Regions from separate parts of the Homo sapiens genome. Here region 2 is linked to region 1. Evidence: read pairs that join two places in POLR2A ChIA-PET (ENCODE). Cell type or tissue: PC-9. All regions are shown on one strand.

Region 1 (2,500 bases):
CAGAAGCCAGGAAGCCACTGCCTCTGAGTTGTGTGGAGGTGTATATATATACATATATATGTACATTTTTAAGTTAACATTGGGGTTATATAGGCTGGTGATATATACTTCAAATAGATTACTTCACATAATCCTCACAACTCAAATAGTCAGGTAATAATAGCAACCACTTACACTGACTGAATACTTGCTATGTATCAGACACTGTTTTAAGTGCTCTAGGTGTATTAGCTGTCTGAACATTTAACAACCTCATGAAGTATTACTATTATTTCCATTTTCAATTGAGAAAACTGAGGCACAAAGAAGTTATAAAATTTCTATACACAGAGGTAGTAATTTTATCCCCATTTTAGGATAAATGCTAGGAAGTAGCAGGGTCAAGGTTCAAAGTCAGGCCCATCTTATTCCAGAGCCTGAGCTCTTAACATCATAAAATACTGTCTCCTATTGAGAGAAAGATTCAAACTCTTCTGTAACTATTAGAAGCAGGCTCCCTAGACCAACAATTCACTCTCAAACTGGAAATGAGAAAAGACCCAATGGCCTCCCCACCCCATGCCTCTCCCATGTGGCTGGCCCACTGGAGTGGCCATGTGGCTGCAAAGGGCCAGACCTGGAGACAGAGGCATGAAAGGATACACTCCCACTCAGGAAATACTTTTCTGGATTTCTGAGGATGCTTCTAACAAGATAATGCCAATGTCTTGCCCCAGAGAAAAAGATCCCTTTGGATCCCTGGATCCCTTCTAGACAAGTTTGGGTCCTCTGCAAAGCCCCTACGGAAGACATGTGAAATCCCTGAAGCCTCATAGGTGGTCTGTCTCTCACTTCATAGCTGCTAGCCAAGGACATTTCCACAGCCCTTTGGAGAAGCCAGATATCACGCCAAATGAGGTTACAAGATCTCCAACTGCAAAGAAATATTCCCTGCGAACAGTCAGCAAAGCAACTGAGTAGGTGATAGGCAGGAACTTGTTAGGCCAGTCACTGGAGCAGAGCCAACTGGTCAGAAGCAAAGTATGGAGAACCAGCTCAGACCAGGTCAGCATCTGAAGCAAAACAGCAGAGCCAACACAATGCTAGCTAAGAGGCTACTGCCAGAAAGGCTGTTTTCTAAGGTTGCAATGATCTTAATACAGCAGAAGGATGTTTTTCCATACAGGCTGAAGAGGCTGCCATGTCATCCAGGGACTGGAGCTCAGCAGGGGTAGAGGGCATGTCAACTGAGTAGCTAGAGAAGCCCACAGTAGGTCACACAGGAACCAGCGGAGGGTATGTGCAGTGAAAAACCCACATGAAGATGCAGAGGGTGCAGCGACCTCAGCATGGTCGGAACACATGACATACAGAGCACAGTAAAAGGTACCTGAGACCTCAAGGGGGAGTCACCAAAGGGCTGGAAAAGAGGGCAGTTACTTCAGAGTGGCAGTTACTTCAGTTTGCCACATACAGGGTGTGACAAAATGATTTTCTTTCTGTATGCATATAGAAAGCACATTTCTGTGGTTAACCACATCACTAGCAAGGGTAAAGCTGGCGCCTGAATAGGTTGTGATAGAGAGCAAACCTGGGCGAATGGGCTTAACACCTAGGTGGAGTTAAGTGAGGAAGGAGACTTGATGGTTCAGGGTGCTCAGGGAGTGTTCCCATCTCTACTCTGCAAATGAAAACGGGAACAAGAGATGGGTGGGTGCGTACTATTCTGCAACTTTCCTGTAAGTTTGGATTTTTAAAAAATAAGAAGTTGAAAAACAAAAAGGGTGGTCTAGCTGGGCACAGTGGCTCACACCTATAATCCCAGCTACTCAGGAGGCTGGGGCAGGAGGATCACTTGTGCCCAGGAGATGGAAGCCAGCCTGGTCAATAAAGTGAGACCCTATGTCTATTTTTTTAAAAAAGAAAGAAATATCTGCTGTATAAATTGTTTCCATGATTTATTCATTCCTTTGGTTTGGATTATTTCATTTTCTTAGTAAGATTCTTTTCAAAAAAAATCCTAGCTTCATGTTAGTGAACTAAAGTGAAAAGAGTTTGTCCACATTCAAGCCAAAATAACTTGGGAAACTCAAGCCTCCCTAGAAGTCAAACAGAGTGATTAAGGCAGTACTCCAAGCTGGAGAATGAATGGAGCATTGGTTGTTTGAGAGGAAAGCTACTTTTCTGAATGCCTACGCATCTACTATGAATCCTCAATTTACAGTGGGAAAAAAAGGTTCAGAGAAGTTAAAGTGTCCAAGAGGACAGCAAGTAGCAGAGCTGGGATATAAACTCAGGTCTATCCAACAACTAACCCATGCTCTATTATCTTAATGCCTCTAGAAAGAAGGCAAGTCTTGAGAACAGGAAAACTGAGAGAAGTACACAAATGATTTTTTTCTGCTTGATGTTGTCCCTTACAGAAGGCCCCCAAAGAGAGGACACAGTGCTCCCCAAGTAACTAGAATTGAGATAAAGGTAGAATGACAGAAGACAGATCCTCTACTTTCTCCATGTTACT
Region 2 (2,500 bases), 340 kb after region 1:
GCTTTACAGTATCTTCGTAATTGTACAGAGATACTTTGGAGCACAAATAACATTCCTCATGCTCCCTCTCTTTCTCCCTGAGAGTTTCAGTCCACATAAGGAAGAGGGAGGGGGCAAAGAGGGTGAGACTATCATTCCTAGGCACAATGCCAAGCCACGTGCTAGGGGCTTCCTCCATCATTTATTTTATTTTATTTTTAAATTTTTATTTTATTGTTTTTTTTTTTTTTTTTTTTTAGAAATGGGGTCTCGTCATGTTGCCCAGGCTGGTCCTGAACTCCTGGCCTCAAGTCTTCCTCCTGCCTTGGCCTTCCAAAGTGCTGGGATTACAGGCGTAAGCCACCACATCCAGTCGCCGTCCATCTAGTTATATTTCATCCTTATAACTGAGGGGGGTTAGATATTATTTGCCCCATTTTACAGATGAAAACCCGAAGCTCTGAAATGATAAGCAATCACCTCCAATCATGCAGCTAATAAATAACTAAAGCAAAATGCAAATCCAGGTCTTCCTGACCCCAAAGTTCACACACACACACACACACACACACACCACATTTCTCTCTTGAAGTACCTCAGTACTTGCTTAAAAATTTCCACCAAATCTCCCTCTCCTCTTCATCACTTCCTGTCAAAGCCTGATGTGAGAGAACAGAAGGCAAGCACTGGGGCTGTCACACGCACAGACATTCCTAGTCACTCCATGAGAACACAACTGCCATCCTCATTTCTCTAGAGGAGCCAATTATTCTCTCAATGACCCTGTACTCTGTACCTTCTTTTTTTTTTTTTTTTTTTTGAGAAGGAGTCTCACTCTGTTGCCCAGGCTGGGGTGCAGTGGTGCAATCTTGGCTCACCACAACCTCCACCTACCAGATTCAAGCAATTCTCCTCCCTCAGCCTCCTGAGTAGCTGGGATTACAGGCGCCCACCACCACATCTGGCTAATTTTTGTATTTTTAGTAGAGACGAGGTTTCGCCATGTTGACCAGGCTGGTCTCGAACTCCTGACCTCTGGTGATCCACCCGCCTCGGCGTCCCAAAGTGCTGGGACTACAGGTGTGAGCCACCGTGCCAGCCTGTACTCTACCTTCTATGTCTATATCTCAGACAGAGATCGCCAGGCACTGGAGATCCTGTGGTGAACCAGGCAAATGTGGTTCTTGCCCTCATAGAGTCTACATTCTGGAAAATGCATCATTAACAATGCAAGGGCACTAAATAGAGAACATTTATGCACAGCAGTAACCAATGTAGGTTCACCAAGAACCACTAGTTAAAATGGAGAAAGGTATTGAAAAAGTAGATGAGTGTAAGCTCAAAAGGAAATTTCTAGGATTCTGATGCATGACTCCACCCTCAGCTGTTCCTAGTTCCTATTTTTGTTAATGACCTCCAGGCTCGCCAGATCATCAGAAGATGTAAAACTTGTTAAATGGCAGAGGACAAAATTAGGGCCTCACAGGCAGCTTGGAATAATGGGTCAAAACTAACATAATGAAATTTAAGGGATAAATGTCAAGTCCTGAATTTGTTTTACAAATCAATTGCCCTAGTGCACAGTGAGGGAGGCCTGGCTGCTGTGGCTCGTATGAGAAAAAGCAGGTAATTCTGATGCCCAGGAGCTTCATGTGGGTCCACAAAGCCAACTGGCTACCAGAACGCTAGGATGTAGGTGTGGGCAGTTCTGAAGGAATCCAACACAGCATGGAACACATGGTCCTTGGGCCTGCTCTGAGAAGGCCCTCCATCCACCCAGAGCCACCAGGCAGGCTGCAGGTGTCGAGAAAGACGGGCAGCATCTCTGCATCATCACATATCAGGGCTGACCACCTGGTCCCTCTCTTTCATTTACAGAGCAGCCAACTGAGGCCCAGAGAGGGGAAGGGGTGTACCTTGTGGGGTCAAAAAGTTTGCAGTAGAACTAGGGCAGCTCTCCACTATCTCGAATGAATGAATGATGTACATAGGTAAGGATAAAGTACATAGAGGGGCAGCAGATGAGATTAGGGACATCAATTTCATCTTCTTTGAGGCATCAAACAGAAATTAATGGAAGTGGTAAGTCTTCCTATTGACATGCATAGGTTCTTTGGGCTCAGTACATGGGTACATATATGTGTGCCCACACCATGCCCCACAAGGCTCTGCCTTGACCCCCACATGCTCTCCTCCCTGTCCCAGGCAGGTGCTGAAGGCATAGGAGAAGCATTGCTCAGCTCGTGCCCACCCGCTGGGTTTTCTTTCCTCTTTCCAAGATTCTTCTCCAGGAAGCCCTCCTGAATTGGGGAGTCTGTGGTGCTGCCCTCCTGCCCAGACAGAGAGCCCTGCCAGCTGCTGCAGCCCCTACCCAAAGCTCAGTGGTGGGTGGTTATCCTGAATTATCCTAAGGGGACAGGAGCCTAGAGCAAGCCCCCCATCTTGTACTGTTGCACCCTGTCCCATCATATGCTTCTGTGCCCCGGGCCCCTCAACCCCTCACCCTCACCATGGCCCTATC

Evidence for each region. ChIA-PET counts read pairs that join two places held together with the same protein. Peaks named below come from ENCODE experiments on the same cell type or tissue, not always from the same donor. Only the 100,000 strongest peaks of a DNase experiment are listed, where the experiment ranks them.
Region 2: POLR2A ChIA-PET joins it to region 1 with 5 read pairs; 2 of 35 experiments call an interaction of 5 or more read pairs at or near these places.

The regions. Positions count from the first base shown.
Region 1 is chr10:100,509,718-100,512,217 of GRCh38, forward strand. The region is part of intron 3 of SEC31B (SEC31 homolog B, COPII component); the gene reads right to left. Among named protein-coding and RNA genes, the nearest start is that of SEC31B, 8.9 kb to the right of the region's middle. In PC-9, no CTCF peak of the experiment used is centred here; DNase peaks (open chromatin) are centred at 1,004 and 1,514.
Region 2 is chr10:100,851,638-100,854,137 of GRCh38, forward strand. No RefSeq gene overlaps it. Among named protein-coding and RNA genes, the nearest start is that of SLF2, 60 kb to the right of the region's middle. In PC-9, no CTCF peak of the experiment used is centred here; no DNase peak of the experiment used is centred here; H3K27me3 peaks cover 1,184 bases.